2 separate regions of the Homo sapiens genome follow, and region 1 is linked to region 2. A link is a loop called in an ENCODE intact Hi-C map of the cell type or tissue named here. Cell type or tissue: heart left ventricle. All regions are shown on one strand. Links, peaks and the distances in the headings refer to the core of each region. The heading gives the core; the rest is flanking DNA. Region 1 overlaps LHFPL7 (LHFPL tetraspan subfamily member 7). Region 2 overlaps KIAA1671.

What was found. Hi-C counts contacts between places; a loop is a spot of excess contacts. Peaks named below come from ENCODE experiments on the same cell type or tissue, not always from the same donor. Only the 100,000 strongest peaks of a DNase experiment are listed, where the experiment ranks them.
Region 1: a loop joins it to region 2, with 2.9 times the contacts of the local background. A loop is called at or near these places in 9 of 110 quality-filtered maps.

Annotation. Positions count from the first base shown.
Region 1 is chr22:24,930,826-24,945,979 of GRCh38, forward strand. It overlaps LHFPL7 (LHFPL tetraspan subfamily member 7), which reads right to left. Exons shown (of 4, transcript NM_001388199.1): 2 at 8,510-8,727; 3 at 7,324-7,462; 4 at 4,273-4,770. The coding sequence starts at 8,710. The coding sequence ends at 4,508. Among named protein-coding and RNA genes, the nearest start is that of LHFPL7, 8.3 kb to the right of the region's middle. RefSeq lists a silencer at 6,377-6,671. In heart left ventricle, for the core only: CTCF peaks have their summits at 6,468 (motif pointing right), 8,128 (motif pointing right) and 8,328; no DNase peak of the experiment used is centred there.
Region 2 is chr22:25,176,809-25,191,962 of GRCh38, forward strand. It overlaps KIAA1671, which reads left to right. Exons shown (of 13, transcript NM_001145206.2): 9 at 540-714; 10 at 4,891-5,015; 11 at 8,169-8,311; 12 at 13,894-13,976. The coding sequence ends at 13,972. It also overlaps the pseudogene STMN3P1. Among named protein-coding and RNA genes, the nearest start is that of CRYBB3, 15 kb to the right of the region's middle. RefSeq lists an enhancer at 10,823-10,992. In heart left ventricle, for the core only: no CTCF peak of the experiment used is centred there; no DNase peak of the experiment used is centred there.

The sequences.
Region 1 (15,154 bases), core at 3,832-11,831, 250 kb before region 2:
GGTTGCATTCTTTTCAGTTTCTGATTAGCCTTTCCAAAGGTGGCGATCAGATATGCATCTAGCTCAGTGAGCAGAGGGCTAACTTTGAATGGAATGAGTGGCATGTTTGCCCTAAGCAGTTTCCAGCTGGAGTTTTCCTTAGTGATTTGGGGTAGTTACCTTTCACACCTCTTAGCCTCAGTTTCCACTTCTGCAAAATGGAGATAATAATGCCTCCTTTGGTTCTGGACTCAGTCTTGGCCCCTCCACCCTCATTCACTGGAACTCTCTGCCCCTCAGCATCACTGAGGATGGGGGTGGGAACCCATTTGTCCTGAGTTCCCATCGTCTACCTTTCTTAGGTTCTCAGGTGAGACTTTGATACTTAAGAGAATGCAGCTGTAGGAGGAGAACTCCAGAAAGGGTGAGCCTTGGACCCTCCTGGGCTATGTCTTAGAGAAACTCTGAAATTCGGTATGATAAGGCCATCAGTTCTTGGCAGGAGCATCATCTACACTGACACTGCAGTCTGCATCTGATTCTGCTGTCAGGAAAGGGCTCCCAGCTCCCCATCTTTTTGGCTTCCAAGCCACTGTGCATATTGAGAGCTTGAGCCCAGGACAGGTATAAACTCTAGAGGAGCACAATTTGACACTTTTTGAAGTGCCAGCTTGCCAGTCCATTTCTAAGTCAACTCCAGCAGAATTCAAATGACCAACGGGATTGTGGAGACTTTCCATTACATAAGGATGTGGTACAGGGACGCTCCAATGTCTTCCTGGCTTTCTTTTTTCAAATTTGTGGGCACAGTAATTTCCAGGCTTTGTAGGTGCAGGACTCCTTGCAAACAATGGATGCCTCTTGTTTTGATGAAGAGAAAATTGCAGCACTCCCTCTATTGCCAAATAAAGACAGAGTCTCTCTGTAACTGATTCTGCTTTACCGGCTGGAGAATCATTCCCTTTGGCTTTGCTGAAACAGTTCAAAGAGAAAATTAAGAAACTCAGGGGCCATAGTGAGGTTATTACAGAGAAGAGGCAGCATGTTTCAAGCACCAGTAGGTGCTGTGCAGACTGAGTTTGAGCTTCTACTTGCTGGCTTCCACTTGCCCCTCCTTGTACTGGGATCTGCCCGAGGCTTAAGGCATCTACCCATATGAGACAGGTTTGCACTGAAGTGCTTCTGATAACACTTGAAATGAACCACTGGTCTTCAGTCCATTTGAACCCCTTGGGGTATCTTCCTAGATTTGCTATTACTTTTTTTCTATTGTTCTGTTTTAAAAAGCTGTCAAGTTGTTCTTATTGTTCATACTGAAAGATAAATAACAATCTGTGTTCTCTGTGAACTATGTGTCTTCAGAACAGTGGAATCACTCCTGGGGGGTGTTCATGTATATTCTTGGGTGGGTGTTTGAAGCCAAAAGAGTTTGATTATGAGGAGCTGGATGGATGGGGACAGAGGAAACAAATCCAGGTGTTATTTTGAATCTATCACAGAGTCTGACAGACCTGGGTTCAAATCCCAGCTCTGTCACTGATCGGCTGTGTGGCCTTGGGCAAGTAATTTTACCTCTCTGAGCCTTGATTTTCACTTCTGTGAAATTGGGATAAGAAAGACTCCCTTAAAGAGAGAACTGGCCATTGAGTTTCTGCCTGCTCAGCATCCTTCCCTCCTTCTGGTACCAGCACCCCCTCAACTTTGGGGAACTATAACGGTGGCCTTCTAGTGAGACTCCTGACATGGCCCTCCCTGCCCAGGGGTGAGCACATGACTCATTGCAGGCCGATCAGACCCCTTCCCTGGGATTTATATATACCAAGAGAGGAAAGAGAAGTTCACTCTTTCCTCTGGGGCAGCTATGCTAGGAGATGCCAGCCTAGAGCTGCCTATGACCATGTCTTCTGCAGATAGGAGTCAAGTATGGCTGGGTCCAGATGTTCAGATGAAGTTCTTAGAGCTCCACCTCTCTCCATCTCGTGCTTCTATTCTCCTCCATGCTGGCTTCCACAGAGCCCATGCCCAACTCTGAATCAATCATTCTGACCAGGTGTGATTCGCCAGAAGGGCTCATTTATCCATCTTAAAGCCCAAGGTGGCCACAGAGTGGCTGTGGGTCATTTTTTTTTTTTTTTTTTTTTGAGACGGAGTCTCACTGTGTCACCAGGCTGGATGGAGTACAGTGGCACAATCTCGGCTCACTGCAACCTCTGCCTCCAAGGTTCAAGCAATTCTCCTGCCTCAGCCTCCCAAGTAGCTGGGACTACAGGTGTGCACCACCTCCCCCAGCTAATTTTTGTATTTTTAGTAGAGATGGAGTTTCACCATGTCGGTCAGGTTGGTCTTGATCTCTTGACCTCATGACCCACCCACCTCGGCCTCCCAAAGTGCTGGGATTACAGGCGTGAGCCACGGCGCCTGGCCAACTGTGGGTCATTTTTTATAGGAAGATTAGGGTACTGCTCCCGAAGAAGAGCAATGTATCAACACAGGAGAAATCAACAGATTGACTCCTGGCCGAGCAAGCAGCATGTGCCAAGCTGTAGAGGTGGGAATGTTCCGGGACCAAACTGAGGGTCAGGCTGCTATTTCTCATGACCCAATAGTGAGATGCAGATGAACTGGGGAGAAAGAAAGTTTCCTATTTCCGTAACCAGTTAGAGGGAGAAGGTCTGGAAATTATTGCCAGACCAATTCAAAATTACAAAGTTTTCCAGAGCTTATATATTCTAAGTTATATGTCTACATGTAAGTGTGCACTCATCTGAAGATGTAAGTGGACCGGGCGCGGTGGCTCATGCCTGTAATCCCAGCACTTTGGGAGCCTGTGATGAGTGGATCGCCTGAGGTCAGGGGCTCGAGACCAGCCTGGCCAACACGGTGAAACCCCACCCCTACTAAAAATACAAAAAAATTAGCTGGGTGTGGTGGCACATGCCTGTAATCTCAGCTAATCGGGAGGTTGAGGCAGGAGAATCGCTTGAACCCGGGAGGCGGAGGTTGCAGTCAGCTGAGATCACGCCATTGGACTCCAGCCTGGGCAACAAGAGCAAAACTCCATCTCAAAATTAATTAATTAATTAATTAACTTCTTTTAATCTATAACTAAGGTCTGAGTCTTGAAGACCTTCCTCTGGAGCCTCAGTAAATTTACTAATCTAAATGGGTCCAAGTAATGAGATGATTACCCTTATCTTGTCTCCTGCTAAATCACGGGGATTTGGGGGGTTCCTTCAGACCTCTAATAAAGTTGTTTGTGGAGGCCTGGGGAGTTTCTTCAGAACCCCAGTAAAACTTGTTTAATCCTAAAATGGGTAGTGTTAAGAATTCCTTCGTTATTTTGTCATGCTTTGAGGCCCAGGAAAGGCCTAGGCAAAACTCTTGGTGGGCTTTTGTTACATTCCAGCCTTTGTATAAGGTCACTGGCTTTTAACATTAAACTTAAGCACTCGGTCAGTGCTGAAACAGTTGTCATGGAGGCCTGCATTTGGTGAGTCCTGGCGTGCCACAGGAATAGGACTGCTGTGGGCTTAGAAGTTTACTGTGGCTAGAAGGAGAGGCACAGGGGTTGGGTGGGTGACAAGAGCCTGAAGAGAGAGGTTGGAAATGGATTCTAAAGGGTCCCAGGTAACAGTGTAGTTTCCACATCAACGGGATTATTTTCATAAGGGGTGAGAAAGGTCCTTAACTCCTTCTCCCCACCCCAAAATTGGCTCTTTTTTTTTTTTTTTGTCTTTTTTGAGACAGAGTCTCCCTGTGTCTCCCAGGTGGGAGTGCAGCGGTGTGATCTCAGCTCACTGCAACCTCCGCCTCCCGTGTTCAAGCAATTCTCCTGCCTCAGCCTCCTGAGTAGCTGGGACTACAGGCATGCACCACCACGCCCAGCTAATTTTTGTATTTTTAGTAGAGATGGGGTTTCACCATATTGGCCAGAGTGGTCTCGAACTCCCGACCTTATGATCCACCCGTCTCAGCCTCCCAAAGTGCTGGGATTACAAGTGTGAGCCACCGCTCCCAGCCTATTGGCTCAAAATCTTATACATAATAGGCAGTCACTAAATATTTGATGAGAAAATAAATAATTTTCAAATTATCTAAAACAAGGAAGAATTATAAAAAGAGAAGGGAGAGAGAATATGCGCATGCCAATTAAACAATTTAGTTTTTGAGTGACAACCATGAACTCAGAATTAGCCTGGGCAGTTTTCTTAAAGATGTTGACTTCTCAGCACAGTCCTTGAGGTAAGGATTGTAATAATAGTAGCCAATATTTATTGAACGCTATGTGCCAGACATGGTGCAAAGTGCTTTATTTACACAGAGCATCTCCAGTGAATTCTCAGAACAACCTTATGAGGTAGGTATGATTTCAACTTTCATTTTCCAGAAGAAAAAACTGTTCCAGAGAGGTAAAGTGGCTTGCCTGAAGTCACACAGCAAGAAGGAGCAGAGATGGGATTTGAAGTTGGCTACATGATGATTTCATAAAACTCTGGAGTGTGCCCTTTGTGCTACTCCCAGGAGATTTTTATTTGTTCATTTCTGGCACAAAGATGATTCTCTCGGTGGCACTGGAGAAGATGATGGTCCTCCCTTGGACCTTGGTTGTGTGGGGCCAGCTGATGATGGGCAGGAGGCTGGCCAGGACTGCATTGAGGATAGCAGTCATGTAACCCCAACCCAGCCGGCACTTCCCACCATAATACATGGAGGAGGCTTCGCACACTTCCTTGATGAATGGGGAGGCAAGGCCGATTGGGAAAATCAGCAGACCCACAATCATGGCAGTAGCTGGAGATAGCAGGAAGGAAAGACAATGTGTTGGCCAAGGGGTACCTCACTAACTTTCCATCCCACGACTCATCCACCCTTTATCCACCCATCCATCTATCCACCCACTCATTCATTCATTTGCTTATTTATTGGCTCATCTCTCCTTTTGTCTACCCACTCATTCAACTACGCTTCCAACTATCTGTCCCTTCACTAACCCATCCATTCAAACATACTCTTACCCACTTATTTTCTCTATCCTATCTACATATCCATTCACACATCCATCCTTCTGTCCATCTTCCTACTTAACCACCTGCCTGCCACCCATCCATCTGCTCACCCATCATCCACCCTCATCTTCCATTCATCCATCCAGTATACCCATTTTCCTCATCCATCCACTAAAATATCCACCCATTCATTCATTGTTCATCCATCCACTTAACAACCCACTCATTTTTGCAATTCCCTAACCCACCCATCCATCCATTCACTTATTTATTGGCTCATGTCTCCTTTTATCCACCTACTCACTCACTCAACTACACTTCCACCCTTCTGTCCATCTGCTCATCCATCCACTCAGCCATGTTCATCTCCACTTATTCTCTCCATCCCTCTGTCCACCTATTTATTCACTCATCCATTCATCTGTCCATCTGCCTACTTAGCCACTTGCCTCCCACCAATCCATCCATCCACCCATCTCTCATCCTACATCCATCCAACTATATTCCATTCTATCAATTTTTCCTATCCTTGCATCCATCCATTCATCCATCCACCAGTCCATCCATCCATCTATCCATTCATCCATCTACCAATGTATCCATCTATTCATCCAACAGTTCATTCATCCACTTATCAACACACTCATTCATCCATTCACTAGCTCACCCATGCAGTCACGTGTTCATTCATCAAAACTGTTAGAGGTGCTGCAGTGGGCATTAATGATACTAATGAAATGACTGGACACCTTCTTGCTTCCAAGGCACTCATAAAAGAAATCAGAAGATCCCCTGGCCTCCCTTGCTGCTCTCCAGCCACCCTTGTCTACTTTCAGTTCCCTGCACATGCCTTGCTCCCTTTTTTCCATGCCTTTATTCTTCAGGTTCCCATTACCAGAAATGCCCTTGTACTCTTGGCTAACTTCTACTCATCCTTCCAGACTTGGCTCAGGTGGGACCTCCTCCAAGAAGCTTGCCTTAACCCATGCATACACTGGGCCCATCCATGCACTGGGTCAGGTGTTTCCTGGAGTTTTTTCTAGCATCCTTTGCTCATCCCCACCATGTGAAATATCCACTGACTGATGCCCTCCAACCCCCGCCCCCCCCGCCGCCCAACAAACTAGACACTGCAAGCAAGCCTAGGACAAGGATCATGTCTCCATCAATTGACTCAGCAAATGTTTATTGGGCACCTATTATGTATGAAGCACTGTGCTAGGGGCTGGTGATAACCAGGCAGACAGACATGTCCTTCTCCTCATGGAGCTGATGTTCTTTGGAGAAAGAGGGACAATAATCAAGTAGGCAGATTAGATATTTCAGGTAAGTATGTGCTATGAAAAATATAAAGCAAAGTAAGAAGATGGAGAATCTAAGGAGAGGGAAGATCCCTTAGCTAGAAGTCATGGAAGACCTCATGGAGGCAGTGATATCTGAGCAGAGCCCGTAATGAAGTGAGTAGCAAGACCTGTGAAAATCTGGGGAAAGAGGAGTCCAGCAGAGGGAGCAAGCATGGTGTATATGAGCAACAGATTGCAAATCAGAATAGCCAGAGCACACTGAGCCTGGCAGAGGAAGGAAGAGATGAGGTTGGTGAGGGACTGGGGACTGGGTTAGGTGGAGCCTCATAGGCTACGGTAAGAAGTTCAGATTTTACTCTGAGTATGATGGGAAGTGATTGGAGGGTGGATAAGCCAGTCTGAGTGGCATGATCTGATGTCAGGTTAACAGGACTCGTTTGTCCAGTATGTGGCCAAATAGACACTAAGGGGGAGCAGTGACAGCAGTGAGACCTGTGAGGTGCTTATTGCTGTAATCCAGGCAAGAGATGGTGGAGCATTAATTGAATGAGGATTGCAATGAAGACCTGGCTAGTATATTCAAAAGCTATGTATAAATTACAGAAAAGTGACCCTTCTCAAGAGATGCAGTCTTGCAGGTTCACAGTTTAGCAAGTGAAGTATGGACTAGATTTCAGCATCTTCTCAGTTCTCAGCTGGGCATGCTTGCACAGTGCACAACATCCCCAACTGTGTATGGTGGCCCTGGTAAGGATGACATGAAGTGGATGGATGAGCGAGAAACAAAGGGGGACAGATTATTAGGACTGGGTCAGCTAAGAGCAGTAATGGGTGACACTAAGGATGCCATCTCTCCCTCCCCCTGATTTCTGGCTTGCCAAAGGACCAGGAATAGTCAACAATCCTAGGGTTTATCTCTGAGGTCTGACCCGAGAGGCCAGGCTCTGCTCACAGACTCATTCATTCATTCATTCATTCATTCATTCCATAAATATGTCTAGAGCACTGACTATGTGCCTGTGCATTGGATTTACCTGCCACTGCCTGCACCCCTGGCATTGGAACACTGCTTCTCCTTGGGCACAGCCCTTTGGGGGCCACAGCCCAAGACAGGAGGAAAATTGCATTGAAGGCCAACAGGAGCCAGCCTCCGAGGAGCATCACAGCTGAGACCTGCAGGGAAGAGACAGGAGGAAAATTGCATTGAAGGCCAACAGGAGCCAGCCTCCGAGGAGCATCACAGCTGAGACCTGCAAGGAAGAGACAGAAGGAAGGGTGTTGGCTGGGACAGGGGCAGGTGGATGCTCCCCTGCTCATTGACCAGCTTCTGAGTCCTCGCAGCATGTGGTTTGTGCTATTATGATCTCCATTTTACATAAAAAGAAACTGTCCAAGAAAATAAATTTTCCAATAAAAGTCCAAGAAACTGAAGTCATTTGCCTCAGAACACATGGGTAATTAAGTGGTAGAGCCAGAATGAAGATCCACATTGACTGACCAGCATATAGTACCTTTATTAAGCACTTGCTACATGCCAGGATCATCAGGAGAGGCACCTGGTAGCTGCTGTTACATCACCCTTATAACAATCAATTTTGAAGGCTGTATATTCTTCCTTAGAGGTGCTGGACTAGGAGTCCTTTCCCATTCTCCCCATTGTTGATTTTGGCAATGTGCATCATAGCTGGGACTTTAACACCTTAGCTTTCATTTTTAAACCTAGCAGTGTTTAGAGGGTGGCCAGGTAAGAGCGTGCAGGTTGTATACTGCACAACTCTCAGAGACACGTTGGGGGCCATCATAGATTTGCAAACTGATTACAGTGACTTTCCAGCAGATGGCAGTAGAGCATCCTAAAGAAGGGGCACCTTTTCCTAATTTGCACGAAGGTGCTACATTGGCCGGCAGCTGCCTTTGGAATCATCCTGCATGTTTGTTAAATTATCAGTAGCCGGACCCCACTCCACGCCTACAGAGACAGGGGCTCCGGGTGGAGCACAGAACTTGGCATCTTTGCAAAGTTGCACAGGTGTTTCTGAAGGGCTGTCAGGTTGAAGAACTTCTATGCTCAGTTCTAAGGAGAGTAATGGCAAATTCGAAGCCACTGGGACACTCAGGCAGTGAGGAAAGCCTCCTCGAATTCCGCTCAGCCAGCTTTCCTGCCTTAATGAGTTTAAACGAGCCCCTGAAGACCCAGTGACTTGGTGAGCCAGCTCTCACCTTCCAGGCAAAGTCAGGAATATCCTCCAGGGAACTGAAGGTCACGCAGCTCTGGTTCCAACTGTTGCCCTGAGGCCAGGAGCAGTAGGTGAGGATGCCAAAGGAGAAGGTCGGGGTCTGGAACCAGGCAGGGGAGATGAGGCTGAAGGCTGAGGTGCAGGTCAGAGAGAGCCCCAGAGCTACCCACACACTGCTCAACATTAGGCAGTATCGCTGACCTAGGGGTCAACAGGGAAGATTACTAATGGAGACTGCAGGGACAAGGAGAGAAAGGGGCTGGCCGAGGTGCTCCCTAGCCAGGGATCTGGTGTTATGATCAGACCCCAGATCATCAGCCCCCCTTGAGCCTGGAGATGCAAATGGGAGGTACTAATAACTGTGGTCTGGTAGTGGGGGTTACTTTGCCCTAGCAAATTCTAGAAGTACAACCCCCAAGTCCTAGAATAAATGTTAGCCCTGAAAGACCTTTGAACATTTGCCCCTCCACCTTCTTCATGGCACATCATCCTCACTGGTCCATGCAGGGCTCTTCTCATATTCCGTGCATACTTTCATTTGTTCATTTGTTCGTTCGTTCATTCATTTATCGCTTTTTTTTTTTTTTTTTTTTTGAGACAGATTATTGCTCTGTCGCCCAGGCTGGAGTGCAGTGGTGCGATCTCGGCTCACTGCAAGCTCCGCCTCCCGGGGTCACGCCATTCTCCTGCCTCAGCCTCCGGAGTAGCTGGGACTACAGGCGCCCGCCACCGCGCCCGGCTAATTTTTTGTATTTTTAGTAGAGACGGGTTCCACCGTGTTAGCCAGGATGATCTCGATCTCCTGACCTTGTGATCCGCCTGCCTCGGCCTCCCAAAGTGCTGGGATTACAGGCGTGAGCCACCGCGCACGGCCTATTTATCCATTCTTCCATGGAGCCTCCTCTGTTCTAAAGGGCTGCTTCTACCCAGTCGGGGCACCTTTTAAAAATTCACACACATAGCCGGGCGCGGTGGCTCACGCCTGTAATCCCAGCACTTTGGGAGGCCGAGGCGGGTGGATCACGAGGTCAGGAGATCGAGAACATCCTGGCTAACACGGTGAAACTCCGTCTCTACTAAAAATACAAAAAAAAATTAGCCGGGCGTGGGAGCGGGCGCCTGTAGTCCCAGCTACTTGGGAGGCTGAGGCAGGAGAATGGCGTGAACCCGGGAGGCGGAGCTTGCAGTGAGCCGAGATCGCACCACTGCACTCCAGCCTGGGCGACAGAGCGAGACTCCGTCTCAAAAAAAAAAAAATAATAATAATTCACACACATATGCCCGCCCTTCCTTCCTTCCTTCCTTCCTTCCTTCCTTCCTTCCCTCCTTCCTTCTCTCTCCCTCCCTCCTTCCCTCCTTCCCTTTCTTTCCTTCCTTCCTTGCTTCCTTCCTTCCTTCCCTCCCTCCCTCCCTCCTTCCTTCCTTCCCTCTCTCTCTCTTTCTTTCTTTCAGAGAAAAAAGGTTGGAGTGCAGTGCATGATCATAGCTCACTGCCACCTCAAACTCCTGGGTTCAAGCGATCCTCCCACCTGCTGAGTAGCTGGGACTACTGGGGCAGCTAATTTTTATTTATTTTTATTTTTTTGCAGAGACGTTCCATCACATGTGGCTAATTAGAAACCTTTTTTCTTTTCTGTGGAAACAAGGTCTCCCTATATTGGCCAGGCTGGCCTCAAGGAACACAGATGCTGTTTATAGCAGCCACTTTGTTTTTTTTTTATTTTAATTATTTAATGTATGTCATTTTGTGTGGAGTTAGGTTTGCAAAATTGGTGTGGTGCTGTATGCGTGCATTTCTCATTGCTGCAGATGGTATTATCTTTTTTTTTTTTTGAAACAGAGTCTTGCTGTGTGTCGGCCAGGCTGGAATGCAGTGGTGCCATGTCGGCTCATTGCAACCTCTGCCTCCCAGATTCAAACAGTTCCCCTGCCTCAGCCTCCCGAGTAGCTGGGACTACAGGCACATGCCACCACACCTGGCTAATTTTTGTATTTTTAGTAGAGATGGGGTTTCACCATGTTGGCCAGGCTAGCATTACGTATTGCATTCTGCGTCTTACTTTTGGACTGAAACACCATGGATGTCTTGGTTTGGGTTCCCTTGAAGCAGATCCCAAGGGCCTCATCTCCTAATATCATCACCTTGGGGGTTAGGGTTTCAACATATAAATTTTGGGTGGACACAAATATTCAGTCCATAGCAAGACTCTAGTGAGAATCTGTGAATGTGGTTTGATTTTGCGTATATTTGTTTTTTTTTTTTTTTTTGGCATGATACTGCTTTTCCAATGGAAATTCAAATTTTTTTGTTTGTTTGTTTGTTCATTTGTTTTGTTTTGAGACGGAGTCTTGCTCTGTCTCCAGGCTGGAGTACAGTGGCGCGATCTCAGCTCACGTAACCTCCGACTCCCTGGTTCAAGCGATTCTCCTGCCTCAGCCTGAGTAGCTGGGATTACAGGCACAAGCCATCACGCCCAGCTAATTTTTGTATTTTCAGTAGAGATGGGGTTTCACCATGTTGGCCAGGATGGTCTCCATCTCCTGACCTCGTGATCCGCACGCCTCGGACTCCTAAAGTGCTGGGATTACACGCGTGAGCCACTGCACCTGGCCGAAATTCAAATGTATTTTATTTATTTATTTATTTATTTATTTATTTATTGAGATGGAGTCTCACTCTGTCACCCAGGCTGGAGTGCAGTGGCACGATCTCCATTCACTGCAAGCTCTGCTTCCCGGGTTCATGCCGTTCTCCTGCCTCAGCCTCCCGAGTAGCTGGGACATAGGCGCCCGCCACCATGCCCGGCTAATTTTTTGTATTTTTAGTAGAGACGGGGTTTCACCCCGTTAGCCAGGATGGTCTCGATCTCCTGACCTTGTGATCCACCCGCCTCGGCCTCCCAAAGTGCTGGGATTACAGGTGTGAGCCACCGCGCCCGGCCTCAAATGTATTTTAATATAAAAGTAAGTCAATGTAGAGTCAAGTCTTACTTTAATAATAGTCATGGTTTCACGGCATGGCTGAGACTGGAAGGTGATTTGCTAACAAATAGCCAATCCTGCCATTGATGGCCAGAAAGGAAGCCCAGAAGGGTGAGCCTGCCCAAGGGCACTCAAGGTCAAAAGCAGCTGAGCTGCCAACCAGGCCAAGGGCACTTAGCCAGCTTTGCCAGGCACCTGCGGCACAACCTTGGGTTTCACTTTGGCCATCTAAGCCCAGCCACCCACTAAACATGGCAGGAATTCTGGGGTTAGAGGCCAACCAACCACTCCACCATATCCCTGGTGCGGGACCTGGGGCAAGTGGCTCTAGGCCCATTGCTCTAGGCCTCAGTTTCTCCATCTGTACAAGAAGATTATGAATCCCTTAGTCTGGACTAGGGGCAGACAGTGTTGGGATCAGTCAATGGGCAGGGTGATATGATGGAAAAAGGCAGAGAAGCCCAGATCCTCCCCTTCCCATCTATAGGAGTTTGGGGAGATGGCCTCACCTCTCTGGAAAATGGGAGTGAGGGTTGTTGTGAAGCTTCAAGGGGATAAAGTGTGTGTGTGTGTGTGTGTGTGTGTGTGTGTGTGTGTGTGTGTGTTGCTGGGGGAGGGGCAGAGATAAACCTGGGCAGGTATATCTGGGTCAAGTTGCACGGGCTTTTTACCCCGAGATGAGAAAAACCTCGTGGCTGCTCGCCAGCAAGTGGAATATCCTCCCTTGAGTGAGAGGGGACAGTATTTTTATGGGGTTTTTTTGGTGGTGGTGGTGGTGTTTTCCCTACACCAAAATCAGCCTCTCCTTTGGGTTGGCAAGATAGTGAGGGGTGTAATTCCAGCCAGGAAGCCTGGGAGAGCTGAATCCACCTAGGCCTATGATTGTGCCTCTCTCTGGCTGCGCCAGTGGCTGTCCAGGCGTTTCTCACCTTGAAAGGAGTTTTGTTCTCCAGATAATGCTCAATGTCACCTGGGAAAATCACGTCAACCGTCCAGGTGCCCAGAAACCTAAATGAGGCATTATAACCCGAAACCACATCCGGCCAGGCTGCAATTGGCTGGAATCCACCTAAGGAGAGCTTGAAAGGGACTGAATATTTTCTCCTCTGGCTCAGTGCTTAACTTTTAATAGCAGTCAACAATTTCTGGGCACTCACCAGGCTTCGGTCTAAGCACTTGCATAGGTAAGCACTTGTTACCTATAAGCCTTATGGCCACCTGATGCGATAGATACTATTATAGATAATATTATCACTGTTCCCATTTTACAGATGACAAAACTGAGGCTCAGGAAGCAAGCCATAGAACTGAGACTCATACTTTGGGAATCAGGCTCGGGTTCTGGGCCCTAAGCCCAAAGTGATATTAAGGATTTAATTTAAAGGCCAACGAACCCAACGGCTTACTAGAGCTGCCCAAGGTTAGGGCATGGTCAGCTCTCATGCCTGCCCTGCCCAGGGGACAGGGATGATTCCAGAGAAGCCATACAAAGGCAGAATCTCAGGAGGAGAAATGGGACTGGGAGTTTAGAGGTAGCTGCTAGGGACTTGATATGTCAAGCCAAGTCTCTTTCTTCTTCTGGCTTCTATGTCTTTCTCTGTAAATTGGAGGGGTTGATCAATCATTCATTCAACTTTAATGTGCCCAGCTCAATGTGATCTCTTAACCCCCTACCCCCAGGATACAGTGGTGAACAGAACGTAGTCCCCACCTTCAAAGAGCTTAGAGTTTTGCAGGCAAGACAGACCAACAAAATATAGCAATATGTCCATGTGCTCACTCATTCAACAAATATTTATTGGGTGTCTACAATGTTCCAGGAACTGTTCTAGGTCCTGGAGGATTCAGCAGTGAGGAAAATAGAAAAAGCCCCTCCTTATGGAACTTAGACTCTGGAGGGAGAGAGAGAGACAGGGAGGAAATAAGCAAGTCAATATGTAATATGTTAGATGTCAATAAGTGCCCTAGAGAAAAATGAAGCGTTGGAGGGAGATAGCAAGTGATTGGGTAATTGGGGGATAGTCATGGAAAGCCCCATGAGAAGGTGACCTTTGAGCTGAGCCTGAAGAAGGTGATGGAGGGAGCCACGTGGAGAGGTGTCAGAGGAATATTCCAAGCAGAGTGGGGAGCAGGTGCAAAGGCCCTGAGGGGAGTGTGCCCTTGGCACATTTGAAGATGCAAAGAGGCCCATGTGACTAGAAGTAATGAGGGTAGGAAAGAGCGGTGCGCCTTGTAGCAGAGATAAGGTCTTGCTCTGTTGCCCAGGCTGGAGTGCAGTGGCACAATCACAGCTCACTGCAGTCTCAACCTCCTGGGGCTCAAGCAATCCTCCCACCTCAGCCTCCCAAGTAGCTGGGGCTACAGGCATGCACCAACATGCCTGGCTATTTATTTATTTATTTATTTATTTATTTATTTATTTTGGTAGAGATGAGGTGAGGTCTCTCTATGTTGCCCAGACTGGTCTTTTTTTGTTTTGTTTTGTTTTTGTTTTTGAGACCGAGTCTTGCTGTGTCGCCAGGCTGGAGTACAATGGCGCGATCTCGGCTCACCCCAACCTCTGCCTCTCGGGTTCAAGCAATTCTCCTGCCTCAGCCTCCTGAGTAGCTGGGACTACAGATGCGCACCACCACGCCCAGCTAATTTTTGTATTTTTAGTAGAGACGGGATTTCACCACGTTGGCTAGGCTGGTGTCGATCTCTTGACCTTGTGATCTGCCCGCCTTGGCCTCCCAAAGTGCTGGGATTACAGGTGTGAGCCACCGCGCCTGGCCGCCTAGGCTGGTCTTGAACTCCTGGCTTCAAGAGATCCTCCTGCTTTAGTCTCCCAAAGTTTGGGGATTATAGGCATGAGCCACCGTGCCTAGCCTGGCTTTTCACTTGTGAGTGTGGTAGGGAGTCTATGGCTGGTCTTTAGCAGGGGTATGACATGAACCATCCTAGGTTTTCAAAAGACCACTCTGGCTCCTGGGTGGAGAACAGGCAGAAGGGAAGCAGAGGGAGAAGTCTTCAGAAGATGACTCGTCAGTCAGACAAGAGACAAAGGTGGATGTGGATGGACGTGGAGGTGGGGTTAGGGGAGGAGGACAAAGAGTGGTCAGATTCTGGATTGATTTTGAAGGGCAAAGGTCAAGCTGATCAGATTTGCTAATAGAATAGGCCTGGGGTGTGAGGGAAGGTGAACAGGCAAGGATGCCTCTAGGGCTTTTGACCTGGGACGAAGAACCTGCAGAAGGAACATGTTTACTAGGGCAGCCGGAGGTGTCTGAGTGTGAGGTTGCGTAAGCAAAGCTTGAGATGTGTATCTTCCCCAACCCATCAATCGATATATACAGGCTTGAGTACAGACACAGCTCCACACCATGAAAAAGCCTGGGGTGACACTGGGGACAAGCACAGAGGAAGGGCACCCAGTCCAGCCTGGGGGGTGCAGGCCATGTCCAGGCTGAGATGCACAGATGGGCAAACTGGGTCTGGGAAGGACTTTTATCTCTTATCACATTCTCCCGGCTATGCAGCCAGGTAAGTCCAATTTCTGGATCTATTCCAGCATCTGTCACAGATTGGCTGTGCCACCTAGGACAAATTATGTAACGGCTCTGAGCCTCAGGTTCCCCATCTACAAAAGGAAGGTCTGTGGGACTTA
Region 2 (15,154 bases), core at 4,498-12,497:
AATGGACTCCTGATGTTTAGTAAGCTGCCCCCTCCCTTCCCACCTGCACCCTAGATTATGTGAGTAATGGAGGAATTCCACGGAGAACGTCTCAACCCGGGGACTCTGTGTGAATACAGTTGACAGAAGGATTTAGTTAGATGTTGAATCCATTATTCATTCAACAAACAAACATTAATTGAGCTCCTGCTGTGTACTGATCATTGCTGTAGATTACATGCTTGTGTGGTGGATGTCACTGGGAGGGAAAAGGCATTTGTATTATGTGCCTACTGGGTGCCAGGAAGCCAGGCACTGTACTAGGGCACTCAAGGTTCATTGTTCCACCTGACTTTTGTCATCAGCCTATGGGGTATGTTTTATGGGGAAATTTAGGCTTTGGGTGTTAGGTTACTATTAAAATGTGGAAGCCCTGGCCTAGGTACCACCTAAATAGCCTCTCATCTGTCAACGAAGCTGTGTACCGCCAACTGTGTTGTGGTACCCTCCATTGATGGTTCCCTTGATTTTTTTCCTCTTCCTCCCTGCTGCTCCCAAAGCAAACCTCAGTCCTCGACTCAAGTGCCCTCAAGACCCGGGTGCAGCTCAGCAAGAGAAGCCGCCGCCGGGCCCCCATCTCCCACTCCCTCCGGCGCAGCCGATTTAGTGAGTCCGAGAGCAGATCACCTTTGGAGGATGAGACTGACAACACGTGGATGTTCAAAGACTCAACGGGTATGCCATGACTTCTCTCCTCCTCAGATAGCACATTGAACAGCAGGAAGGATTTAGACTAAGCCCTATGAAAAAATTCCTGACTTGGAAGGCTGTAGATCATTAGAACACAATTACATAGGAAACTGATTTTTTTTTTCATGTCTTAAACACACAGGTGTTTATTTAATTGTTCATTTAATTTTTAAGTTCACTTTACTACATGGATGAGATGGGTGCATATTACAGTAGGCTTGCACTATGAGAGCTGCCACCATGAGTAATATCCCAGCCCTCGGTTCTGCTTCCCTTTCTGAGTCCCACAAAAGCCACATGTGGGCAGCCTTGGGTTCCCATCCCAGCTGGCTGCTCCTTCTGGGGCTGTCTTGGTGGGGAGAGGGAGATGGGGCAGTGGGTCCGTGCTGACCCCTGAGCCCTGCAGGGGTCAGGATCCTCCCGTGGTCCCTGGTGTGGCTCTGGAAGACGCTGGCAGTGCCCGGCCAAGGCCTCCCGCAGGATGGAAGCTGAGGGCCCTGGCTCTGGGTCCTAAGAGAACTCAGCCACCCCCTTCACATTTTACAGCAAGGGGTCGGGCAGCAGCTTTGGGATGGGGCTTCTGTGGAGAAGTGGGGGATGCTGCAGTGGTACAAAGACAGCCTCCCCCACCGCCGTCCTCCAGCTGACCATCCTCCAAGGCCAGCACTGGGCATTCAAGGGAAAGAAGGAACTCAGCCCAGAGGGTGTGGGCAGGAGAGGCCTAGAGTCAGGCCTCGACCCACAGCCCCCTCTGGGTGCCAAGTGGGAAGGGTGTGGGGGCTGGCTTGGGAACCTTACCCACTGCCCTTCCAACACCTGGATCTGTGGGCAGCGGTCCCACAAAATCCCCCTTGGGGCTCCCTGAGGAGGACTTGTGGCTGCCACTTCCACCAGGGCAGAGGACACAGGAGGGGCCAGCACTCCAAAGGGCTCTAGGGTGGGTCTTTCAAGGACATCTGCAAAGCCCTGGTGGGGAGGGGCGGCGGGGCTGTCCCACGGAGGCGCCTGGGCCAGAGGCTCTTTGGAACTCTTGCACTTCTGAGTGGGGGACTGTCCATGCTGCCCACAACCTCTAGACCATGCAGCCTGCTCATGGGTCCCTGGCAGAGAATGCCCACTCCCCAGCAGACTCAGGGCAGGTCCCCAACTGCAGGCTTCCAGGAAGGCCCAGGGTGTCCACCTCAGGCCGGGTGGTCTCAGAGGACCCCTGTGCAACCACATTAAGGAAAGCTGCAGCCCCCACCCACCCCCTGCCAGTTCAACAAGCTCCGGCTGCACACGCAGGCTCCCAGACACCATCACCCGCCTCCCCCGTTGCCCCTCCCTCATGGGGAGCCCCTTCCTCCTGGAAAGACAGCAGGTACTGTAGCCTCGCCTGCTGGCCAGGGGCGCCGGCTCAGAGGACCTGCCCTGACCTGCACGTGCTGACCAGACAGCCCAGCGTAAGGACCCGCGATCCCACGCCACCGCCCTGGGTTTACCACGGTCACCGCCACCTCTCTCACAGGGCCCCCGGGGGACCCAGCCGCGCCCGGCCTGGTGTCTGCACCGAGGGACCGCGTCTCACGCCCGGCGGCTCCTGCAGGGGAAGCCGTGGTCAGCGACTCACCACGAGGACAGGGCAGGGCGGCTGAGTGCGGAAGAGAAGCATGAAGCTGGGGGCGGGGGTGGGGGAGGAGGAACAAAAGTTGCATCTAGACAGAGGTGAACGAAACAAAACCAAAACCCGAACGTGTTCTCTCGCAGGATGGGCGCCGCCCGTCCCGGGCCCTTAGCCCGACATCTCCTCTCGCTGCTCCTTGTTCCTGCGCACCTCGGCCGCGTGCAGCTCCTCGCGCAGCCGCTCGCGCAGTGCGGCCAGGTGCGCCTCGCGGATCTCCTTGCTGAGCTCCATTTGTAGTTGAGCTTCTCCTCCGCCTGGCGGCTGAAGTTGTTATTCTCCTCCAGCGCCTTGTGCAGCACCTCCCGCTCGTGCTCGCGCGGCTCCACCAGCTGCTTCAGCACCTGCGCCTCCTGCGTTGGGAAGGGAACGGAGCCGCTTCCCCTGCCCAATGCGTTGGCCTCCAGGGTGGCACTCCCAAAAGTGGAAACTGATTTCTTGTTATGCAGAACTTATCAGAAACTAGGTAAAACAGTGTTTTGAAGGTTAGTATATTAATTGAGGCTCTTTGAGTTACAAGAGACAGAGACATAGCTTAATAAGGTTTTACTATTTCTGCTTTTATTTTGATTAAATCCACCCCTGTATTCTCTTTAGGTTTGCTCGCTGGTCTTTTTTCTGTATTCCTGAGTTGAAAGATCAGTCCATATATTATCAATCTTTTCTGTTTTCTAATGCATCATTTAAGGCTATACATTTTCCTCTAAGGACTATTTTGGCTGCTTACCGTATCAAAACCTGAGCTGAATCTTGAAGAATGGATAATAATGAGTTAGGGAAAGTTATTCCAGGCAGAAGTATCAACAAGATCAAAGGGACAGAGATGTGGAAAGAACATTCTGAAAGAGGCAAGACCTGGTGCTCTGGAGCCCTTGGGCTACCCGAGGAACTGTGTGTGTGGCAGGAGCATCCCTAAACAGTTACGTGTTGCTCAAGCTGGGAATAGCAGGATATGCTGGAAAGGTAGGCAGGGGCCAGATCATGGAGATCCCTGATGCTTTGCTAAGGAGTTAGATTTCGTCTGTAGATGGAGAGCCATGAAAGACTTTTAAGAAGAAACAGGCAGGGCGTGGTGGCTCACGCCTGTAATCCCAACACTTTGGGAGGCCGAGGTGGGTGGATCACGAGGTCAGAAGATTGAGACCATTCTGGCCAACATGGTGAAACCCCGTCTCTACTAAAAATACAAAAATAGCTGGGCATGATGGCACGTGCCTGTAATCCCAGCTACTTAGGAGGCTGAGGCAGGAGAATCGATTGAACCCAGGAGGCGGAGGTTGCAGGGAGCCGAGATCGTGCCACTGCACTCCAGCCTAGCAACAAAGCTAGACTCTGTCTCAAAAAAAAAAAAGAAGAAAAAATTTCTTCTTGCAATGGAAACTAGAGCAGCTGACCTGCCCACTCTATGTAGACACAGCCTTTTTAGTCCTCAAAAACATCTTGTAGGTGCCTTTGTTCATTTGGGATTTGCCCATAGCAAACATTAGGATGTCAGACCAGGCTCTGAGCTGAGTGAGGGGCATTGCTTCTGACCAGATACCTTAAAGAAATGCTTGGAGAGTTCTCTCTCCCACTCCTATCCCATTTCTGTTATTAAAGGAAATGTTTAAGTGCCTCAGGTGAGACCTCTCTGCACTTTCTTGGTTTTCTGAGCCAAGTTCTATTAAGCCACCTGGAGCAAATGAAGACCATAATAGGGACAAAAGCACACAAATACCCCCAGCTGGAACGTGGCAGCAGCACCTCTGGCTCCCATCAGCCTGGAGGAGCCGGCCAGGGGCTGGATGGGGAAGGCTGGGTCTGTGTTTTCTTAGCGTACCTCAGTTCCTCGGGTAGCCCAAGGGCTCCAGAGCACCAGGTCTTGCCTCTTTCATCCCCGCCCCCTCCTCCAATCCTCACTGTGCCCATGCCAGCATCCTGGTCTCAGAGAAGTAGAAACTCCTCCCATATCACTCCTGGAAGAGTGGGATAGGCAGCCCATCACCCAAAAGCTTGAGTGATCAGCTCAGCCTCAAGCACGGGTCTGGGGTTAAGTCCTGGATAGGGGAGTTGGGGTCAAGGAAAATGGCTTCCTGGTCCACCTTTGGGCCGCCTTTCCACAAGACACATGAAGCTCTCCACATTCTCCTCTGAGAGCATAACCTCGGTGCATTGTTGGCTGAAAGCATTCCTATCTACTTTCCTGCCTCTGCCAAAGATTTCCTTCTATTCCCTGACTTGGAATGAGCCAAGGGCCCAGGAGATGGGTTTGCCTCTGTCCTCCCGCAAAAGAAAACCTACTCTGCCTGTTGTCAGTATCTTCTGGCAAGAAGCAGAGTTGTGAGAAGAGAGAGCATGAAAGCAGGCACCTTGGTGGTCCTCATCTGTAAAATGGGCCATAGCGTCTTCTGTGCAGGTCTGATGTGAGCATTGCATGAGATACTGTGTGCAAATTATCTGGCATGTAGGACCTCAATACATGGCAGCTGCTGATGAATTCAGTGCCCTTTTCTTTGCAACAGAGGAGAAATCACCCAGGAAGGAGGAGTCGGATGAGGAGGAGACGGCATCCAAAGCTGAGAGGACCCCTGTCAGCCATCCTCAGAGGATGCCTGCGTTTCCAGGCATGGATCCGGCAGTGCTAAAGGTACCAGACCTCTCACCAAGAGTCACCTGGTGGGCATGATCCTCAACCTTAGCAGTGTAAAGAATAGATTCCGGCTGGGTGCAGTGGCTCACGCCTGTAATCCCAGCACTTTGGGAGGCCGAGTTGGGCGGATCACGAGATCAGGAGATCGAGACCATCCTGGATAACATGGTGAAACCCCGTCTCTACTAAAAAATAGAAAAAAATTAGCCGGGCGTGGTGGCGGGCGCCTGTAGTCCCAGCTACCTGGGAGGCTGAGGCAGGAGAATGGCTTGAACCTGGGAGGCGGAGCTTGCAGTAAGCCGAGATTGCGCCACGGCACTCCAGCCTGGGCGACAGAGCGGGACTCCATCTCAAAAAAAAAACAAAAAACAAACATATTCCTTCCTTCCGTCCTTCCTTCCTTTCTTCCTCCCTCCCTGTCTTCCTCCTTCCTTTTGTCCCTTCTTCCTCCCTCCCTTCCTACCTCTTTCTCTTTCCTCCCTCCCTTTCTCCTTCCTTTTCTCTTCTTTCTTTCCTCCCTCCCTTTCTCTTCTTTCTTTCCTCCCTCCCTTTCTCTTTTCTTCCTTCCTTCCTTTTTTGTCCATCCTTTTTTATCCTTCTTTTTTTCCTTCCTTCTCCTTCCTTCATTCCTTCCATTTTTGAAATAGTTTAAGTTTCAAACGGAGTTGCAAAAATAACTCAGGGAGTTTCTCCATACCCTTCACTCAGCTTCACCCACATGATAGTATTTCACATGACCATAGCACATTGGCAAAATTAGGAAATTGGCTTCTACCATTAACAATACTACCAACTTACTTGGCTTTCACCAGTGGCCCTGTGTTGCTTAATCTCCACTTTCTGACTCTCCTCCGCCCCCAAACCTGCTGCTCTGGTGTCATAGCTAAGCCTTGGTTTGCTTATCTGTAAAGTGGGCTGAGAATCCAACTGGTGACGCTCACCAGTGCTGAACATCAGGGAAGCAGGAGTGAACAAACCCAGGCTCCTGAAGCCCTTGAGGAATCCGGTCTGCTGTGGAAGGCAGGCACAGAAAATGATCATTTCAGTACCAGATGACACAGGAAGCCAGTGCTGGAACCAAGTCCCAGTCTCCCAAATTGCACCAGAATGCCAACTGTATTATGCAATGCTGAGGGAAAGGCTGAGCTGCCTCCCTCCTCCCCACGTCCAGCTCTCACAAGTGTCTCTCATAGTCCTGGAACCAAATGGCACTTAATTTGGGTGAGGAAAGAGGCCCTTTTGCCCCCCTGTTTCAGACATCATGTGCTTGCAAACTCACTTTATGCTCCAGCAACCTTGCAAAAGGTAGCTCTTCGTTCCCCTTTTATTGAAGAAGAAATGAAGGCAGACAAGCCTGAATTGTTGGTGGAATTTCTCAACTCTGTGTATGCCATGCAGGCCACACAATCCCCATGTGGGAGCGCCGTGACTCTGTTGCTCCTTTAGTAGACGGAAGTTTTGCTTTTCTGTCATTTCTTCCACGAATAGAAAATCAGTCAGTAGTGGATGCGTGCTTGTGTCTGTAATTGATTTTACAGGCCCTTACAGTGTGAACATCTTTCAGTCACTAGAACTAGGTTAGAGGTTTTCTGACTTTCTTTCCCTCCCTCCCTCCCTCCCTCCCTCCCTCCCTCCCTCTCTTCCTTCCTTCCTTTCTCTTTCTCCTTCCTTCCTTCCTTCCTTGTTCTCTCCTTCCTTCCTTCCTTCTTCTTTTTTTGTTTTTTGAGACAGTCTCTCTGTCACCCAGGCTAGAGTGCAGTGGTGTGATCCACTGCAAGCTCCGCCTCCCGGGTTCAAGCGATTCTCCTGCCTCAGCCTCCCGAGTAGCTGGGACTACAGGCGCCGGCCACCATGCCTGGCTAATTTTTTGTATTTTTAGTAGAAACGGGGTTTCACCATGTTAGTAAGGATGGTCTCAATCTCCTGACCTCCTGATCCGCCTGCCTCGGCCTCCCAAAGTGCTGGGATTACAGGCGTGAGCCACCGCATCTGGCCTTCCTCCCTCCCTCCCTCCCATCCTTCCTTCCTTCCTTCCCTCATTTTCTTTCTTGCCACAAAGCAAATGATCTTATAAGGTAGCCTAACGCAGGAGGCAGACAGCCACAGGCCCTGGGTGTAGGTGAGATGGAGGCCCTGGGGCTCCCATGTGGATGCACCGAGTAACTGCTGAGGCAGATCTTGGGATTCCAGAACACAGCTCCAGTCCACTGTGCTCTGTGAAAACGGGGCTCTGGCCATTCATTCATCAGTGTTAGCTTAAACTTCAATCTCTACCACAGCAGTGCTAGGCGATTATTAACAACCAGGGGAGGTTGCAGGGCTTGTCCTGGAAAGAACCCTGGAGTTGGGCTGCGGGCAGACCCGGTGTGAATCCCAGTTCATAAAAGCTGTGTGACTTCGGGCTAGACCTTTGAGCTTTGGGCTCTCTCGCCCTGTAAAATGGGGAAAGCCAGGATCTGCCCTAAAAGAATCATACACACATGGAACGAACTCACATTTGTCATATTTCTTGAGCCTGGTAGAGCAAAAGTGATGGGTGATCAGTGCACAGAAGCTATCAGTGGACAATGGTAATGACTGCTGTTGCTGGGGGCTGACCCAACACGGCCTGGGAGAGAGAAGCCACTTGCCACCACTCACACCTCAGGTCCCGCAAGGGAACTTTATGCACACCATTGTATTCCATTCCCAACATGCCCTCCAAAAATGGGTGGATATTTGCCCTCCGGTTTTCTTATGGGACTCTAATAGACTGTCGAAAACTTCATTTTATTTACATGGCTCCAGGAGTAAGGAACTGAACGGAGCTAAGCTGCAGCTGTTGGATGGAGGGAGCTGCTCTCTCCATGTAGAGTTCTCAGGGTGGCATGCCGTGTGCTGAGCACACTACAAATGGTGGCTTTTCAGCAAAAGAGAATGTGATTATGTGGGGTTTGGGTGGTGATTCGATCTTGGGGGTCGAGGGTGGCTGCTTGGAATGCCAGACTGACATCTGACTTTTCTCAGCCCCCATGTTTCCTGTCTGGGTTTATTCCGATTCAGGGGGCCCCGAGTGTTTGCAGAAGGCTCATTGTACCTGACATTTGCATGGGAGGGGGCCCTTCCCCAGACAAAGGGCAGCTTATAGACTCAGCTCTCTTTTCTCCCCAGGCTCAGCTGCACAAGAGGCCAGAGGTGGACAGTCCTGGCGAGACCCCCAGCTGGGCACCCCAACCCAAGAGCCCCAAGTCCCCCTTCCAGCCTGGGGTGCTGGGCAGTCGCGTGCTGCCTTCCAGCATGGACAAGGATGAGAGGTGAGGGGTCTTGGGGAATGGGGGTCCCTCTCCTTCCAAACTCAGGCTATACTTCTAGAGAGGTGCTCGCATAGGTTTTAGAGCTGAATAGAAGAGAGTTACAACTTTTTAATTTTCTCTAGCAGCAGAAGCTTTGTTCATGAGAATTCTCAATACTCAGATACCTAAAAAGTACAACAGAGGCCGGGGAAGGAGGCCAGGAATCAGGCCAGCTGGCCTCTCCTCTTCCCCGCCCACTGCCACCTGCTACATGGAACGCCAGGGCACCATTGCTGGAGAACTACTGATCTAGTTTAGCCCTCTCCAGACCGATGGGGAAACTGAGGCATTCTCCCTCCTCTTCCCCTTTGGGGAAGTATCTTTATTATCAGAGATCTGGAGGACCTGGGAAGGTGGATCAAAGGGCACGGCCAGGTTGAATGAGATCGGTTTCACTCCCTTCGTGGAACAGCTATCCCGATCCTGGGCTGTTCTGTGTAGAGACGAGCACAAAGCAGCTTCTGCCCCCCAAGAGGCTCTCAGGCTCTCAGAGGGGTGTTTCAGCAGCTGGAGGTGGAGGTTAAGAACAGGGGATCTAAGGTCACACAGCCAGGGTTTAATTCCACCATTGCTGCTTAAGAGCTGCATGATGTGGGAAAAGGTACTTGACCTCCTGAACCTCAGTTTCCTCAACTGTAAAGTGGGTTTTCTAACCTCCTAACCTTCCGAGGTGGTCATGAGGATGAAACAAGAGTGTGTCTAAAGCCCTGTGCCTGAGCCCTGGGATGTAGAAGTACTCAGTGAAGCAGAGTGGAAATCTTATCATGAGCACTGTTAATCCATGAAAGTTAGGGATTGTTCCTGATGCTAGAGTTGTAATGATAGTAAGTGCTGGTTGGATCAGAGCAAGAGTGGGTAAGCTATGGCCCACAGGCTAAATCCAGCCCACATCAGTTTTTGTAAGTAAGCTTTATTGGAACACAGCCACATGCATTCATTTATGTATTGTCCATAACTGCTTTAGTGCTACCACTGCAGAGTTAAGAAGTAGCACAGATGTCCCACAGCCCACAGAATCAGGAATATTTTACTCTCTGGCCCTTTCTCTGACCCCTGTGATGGAGGGAGGCAGGTGAAGGGCTCATAATGCACACTTGAGGATGGGCGGCAGAAAAGACTTCCAGCTGGGTGCAGTGGCTCACGTCTATAGTCCCAGGACTTTGGAAGGCAGAGGTGAGAGGATCACTTGAGGCCAGGGGTTGGAGTGCAGTGAGCTATGATTGCACCATTGCACTCCAGCCTGGACTAAAGAATGAGACCTTGTCACGAAAAATAAAAAAAGAAATAAAGAAAAAAAATTAGCTGGCTGTGGTGGTACATGCCTGTGGTCCCAGCTACTCCAGAGGTGGAAGTGGGAGGATCCCTTGAGCCCAGGAGATGGAGGCCATGATCGTGCCACCGCACTCCAGTCTGGGCAATGCAGTAAGTCCCTGCCTCTCTAATTAAAAAAAAGAAGCTTCCAAGAGAAGGAGATACTTGAACTGAATCATGGTGGACAATTGGGTCTTAGCTGGACCACGGGCAGTGAGAGGGGATCCCAGGCTAAAGCCACTGCACATGCAAAGGCCTGGAGGCCAGATGTACCTGGGAGCCTCAGGCAGTGTAAAATACATAGCGCAGAGTGGGCTGTGGGAACCAGAAGGTGAGACATTAGAGAAAGACAGGGCCATAGTTGAGACAGTGCCTCCCTGCTCTGGTAATGCCAGAATTCTGGCTCCAGAGTCAGTGGAGGGCTCCAGCATTTCTCTGTGGCTGGAGAAACCCCCAGACTAGGGCCTCAGAGGCACCTCTGGAGGCCTGGGCTTGTGTCACCACTATTAGGCAAAGCTTGGCTGAAGTCTGGAGTACCCTAGACCCCCATCTGCCCAGGGGGCCCTCTTCTTCCTCATTCCTAGGCTGGCAGGCATAGCAGTTGAAGGCCTGCCCCTAGACTCCAGAGTCACCTAATCTCTCACCCCCTCAGGTGCAGACCCCCACTGTACCACCAACAGGCCAGCATCTTTTCCGACCCCTCCAGGGCCACGGGTCTCAGGAGCTTTCTCTGAGAACAGAATCAGTCACGTCCTGTGTGCATGTGTGTTTGATTATAAAAGCAGTGACTGTAGAAAATACAAAAAGAATACAAAGGGGAAAAGAAAATCATCCACGATCCTACTGTGCAAAGACCATGACTGTTGATATCTGGGCATCTCTCCTTCCATTTTCTTTTTCTTTGTAATGTAGCTGAGATCACGACGTTTGCGTAGTTTGATTCCCCTGCTCCATGTTCCATATGAATGTTTTCCCGTGCCCATTTAACAATCTTCATAAACGTGATTTTTTTTTTCTTGAATAAAGTTTTAAACAATGGTGACTTTATTGTTTTTTGTTGTTTTTGAGACAGGGTCTCACTCTGTCACCCAGGCTGGAATGCAATGGCATGATTATAGCCTCGACCTCCCCAGTCTCAGGTGAATCCTCCCACCTCAGCCTCCATGAGTGGCTGGAACCATAGTTGTGTGCCACCATGACTGGCAAATTTTTGTATTTTTTTGTAGAGACAAGATTTCGCCATGTTGCCCAGGCCGGTCTCGAATTCCTGGATGATCCTCTGCCTCCCAAAGTGCTAGGATTACAGGCATGAGCTACCGTGCCTGGCCTGACTTTATTGTTTTTTATTAAAATGTTGTGTTCTCATTATAAGAAATTCTGAGAACACAGAAAACTGCTAAGAAGAAGGTTAAAAAATAAAAGTCAAAAGTAGTACCATGTAGATGGTGGCTACTCAGATGTATTCACTTTGAGAAAATTCATTGAGCTGTGCACATTTTGATTTGAGTACCTTTCTGTATGTGTTCTTCCATTTAAAAACGTTTGAACAGGCTGGGCATGGTGGCTCACACCTGTACTCCCAGCACTTTGGGAGGCTGAGGTGGGCGGATCACAAGATCAGGAGATCAAGACCATCCTGGCTAACGCAGTGAAACCCCATCTCTACTAAAAATACAAAAAAATTAGCCGGATGTGGTGGCGGGCGCCTGTAGTCCCAGCTACTCGGGAGGCTGAGGCAGGAGAATGGCGTGAACCCAGGAGGCAGAGCTTGCAGTAAGCCGAGATGGCGCCACTGCACTGCAGCCTGGGCGACAGAGAGAGACTCCGTCTCAAAACAAACAAACAAACAGTTTAAACAAATCTCACCTCCCCAAAACAATTATTGTTGACCTTTGATAAACAAAAGGCAGCTCTGTATGCTGTATGTCTTATGGGCATTGTATTGTTCAGAGTTCTCCAGAGAAACAGAGCCAATCGGGTGTGTGTGTGTGTGTGTGTGTGTGTGTGTGTGTGTGTGTGTGTGTAAATAATACAGTTGATCCCTGAACAAGGCAGAGATTAGGGGTACTGACTTCCTACTTAGTCAAAAATCTGCATGTAGCTTTTGACTTTCTAAAATTTAACTACTAATAGCCTAGTGTTGACCAGAAGCCTCACTCATAACCACATACGTATATTTTGTATGTTATATTTTATATATTCTTACAATAAAGTAAGCTAGAGGAAAGATGTTATTAAGAAAATCATAAGGAAGAGAAAATATATTTCCTGTTCATTAAGTGGAAGTGGATCATCATAAAGGTCTTCATCCTTCATCCTTATTGTTTTCCCATTGAGTAGGCTGAGGGGGAGGTGGAAGAGGAGGGATTGGTCTTGCTGCCTCAGGGGCGGCAGAGGCAGAAGAAAATCCAAGTGGACCCACACAGTTCAAACTGTGTTGTTCAAGGGTCAGCTGTATATACATGTACGTATATAGATATGTATGCACATGTAGACACACGTATGTATGTATAGAGATTGATTTTAAGGAATTGGCTCATGTGATTGTGGAGGCAGGCAAGTCCCAAATCTGCAGAGTAGACCAGCAGGCTGGGGATGTGAGGAAGTGTCGAAGTCCAAAAGGCTTCCCTCTTCTTCCTGGGAGGCCAGTCTTTTTCTTTTTTTTTTTTTTTTTTTGTTTTGTTTTTTTGTTTTTTTGTTTTGAGACGGATTCTTGCTCTGTCGCCCAGGCTGGAGTGCAGCAGAGCCATCTCCACTCACTGCAACCTCCGCCTCCTGGGTTCACACCATTCTCCTGCCTCCACACCATTCTCCTGCCTCAGCCTCCTGAGTAGCTGGGACTACAGGCACCCACCACCACACCCGGCTAATTTTTTTTTATTTTTAATAGAGACAGGGTTTCACCGTGTTAGCCGGGATGGTCTTGATCTCCTGACCTCGTGATCCGCCCAGCTCGGCCTCCCAAAGTGCAGGGATTACGGGCGTGAGCCACCGTGCCTGGCGAGGCCAGTCTTTTTCTATTCAGGCCTTCAACTGAGTAGATGAGGCCCTTTTATATCACGGAGGGTAGTCTGTGCTACTCAGCGCCTACTGATTTAAATGTTAACCTCATCTAAGAAAAAATATCTTTGCATAAACATCTAGAATAGTGTCTGACCAAATATCTGGGTACACATTAGGTTTAAGTTGATGCATAAAACTAACCATCACAGACACTTACCTGGATAGAGAGATGGAAGGATGAATAGCTATTTGCATGACAAATGGATGGATGGAAATAATTTTATATAGGACGAATTTTTTGTTTGTTTGTTTGCTTTTTGTGGAGAATGGGGTCTCACTGTGTTGCGTAGGCTGGTCTCAAACTCCTGGGCTCAAGCTATCCTCCTGCCTCTGCCTCCCTAAGTGTTGGAGTTACAGGCATGAGCCACTGTGTCCAACCAAGATAAATTTTTATAACTGCAGTTTATCTCATAGAACAGATATATCGTGATTTATTTCAGCGGTCCCCAACCTTTTTGGCACCATGGACCAGTTTTGTGAAAGACAATTTTTCCACAGACCAGGGGTATAGGGGGGTGGTTTTGTGATGATTCAAACACATTACATTCATTGTGTACTTTATTTCTATTATTATTACATTGTAATTAGAATGAAATAATTCTACAACTCACAGTAGACTCAGTGAGAACCCTGAGCTTGTTTTTCTGCAACTAGATGGTTCCATCTGGGGGTGACGGGAGACAGTGACAGATCATCAGGCATTAGATTCTCATGAGAAGCTCGCAACCTAGATCCCTTGCATGCACAGTTCACAATAGGGTTCACACTCCTATGAGAATCTAATGCTGCCGCTGCTCTGACAGGACGCAGAGATCAGGTGGAATGTGAGTGATGGAGCAGCTGTGAATACAGATGAAGCTTCGCTCACTCGCCCACCACTCACCACCTGCTGTGTGGCCTTGTTCCTAACAGGCCATGGACCAGTATCGGTCTGTGGCCCAGGGGGTTGGGGACCCCTGATTTATTTAATATTCCCCATTGTTGGACACTGTGGTTAATTTCTACTTCTTGCTTATCAGTCCCGTTAATATGGGCATCTTTACCACCTCTGAGTGCTTGCCCCAACCCCGCCTGGGCCCAGGGATAGACAGTCGGATACCACTCAGTCCTGCCCGCAAGGAGCCCACAGTCTGGTTTCAACTAGTCTCTTACTGGCTTTGTGGTTTCAGGTCGGATGAACCCTCTCCCCAGTGGCTAAAGGAATTGAAATCCAAGAAGAGGCAAAGTCTTTATGAGAACCAAGTTTGACCAGGTATGAAGGGGCTCTGTTGGGGAACCTGGGAAGAGCCCTGCAGTCACAGGAATGGGGAACTCAGGGGGGCCACGCTTCAGAGACTGGGGCTGTTGTACCCAAGGAAAGAGGCTGTGTAAGGGGAAGAATGAGGGGTGGGGGGTGTTCTGAGTTCCTGTAAAGAGGATGGTTATGTCTGTTTCCATTTAGGGAGAAAACAAAGCTGGGCTGCCTGGAGTGGGTGAAAGGTACCAGGCCAGGAGGCAGGTGACTGGGGCTCTGGTCTCATGCACTTGGCTGACCCTTCTAGCTGCATCACAGTCCCCTCTGATAAAACAAAAGGGCGGGGACATCAGAGGTTAGCTTAATTAGAAATGGTTACTTTTTTTTTTTTTTTTTTTTGAGACAGAGTTTCGCCCTTGTCACCAAGGCTGGAGTGCAATGATGCAATCTCGGATCTTGGCTCATTGCGGCCTCTGCCTCCCGGGTTCAAACGATTCTCCTGCCTCAGCCTCCTAAGTAGCTGGAATTACAGGTGCCTGCCACCATGCCCAGCTGATTTTTATATTTTTTGTAGAGATGGAGTTTCACCATGTTGGACAGGCTGGTCTCGAACTCCTGACCTCAGGTGATCCATTCACCTCTGGCTCCCAAAGTGCTGGGATTATAGGCGTGAGCCACTGTGCCCGGCCAGAAATGGTTACAGTTTTTATAGGGGGAGTGTTTCATATACAACCTATGTAGTTAAAAATGAATTTGAAAAAATATACATTAAAAATTACGATTAGATAGGCCCTGGTGTAAGTTGCAAATGACTGAACATCATGAACTTAAGTTTCCTCATCTGTAAAATGGGTTAGCAGTGTCCACACCACCGAGTTGTCCTCAGGGCTCACTGAGAATGCACCTGTGGTGCTTGACTGAGTGCTGCCTGTTTCTCCTCAGTATAGGAGCTCATGGTACGTGCACCATCAAAGTCAGCGTTGATGTGATGAGCACAAGAGACTCACCATCCCTTATCCACAAAGCCAAATTCCAGAAAGCCCTGCAAAACAAAGCTTTTTCCTAAGTCAGTGGTAAAACCTGACCTGAGTGAATATAATTCTACTTTGACTCTATTTTCCCCACTTTATATGAATGTTCATAATACACTGCAGGAATATTATCTGCTTGATTATGGTGGTGTTACATATGTATAT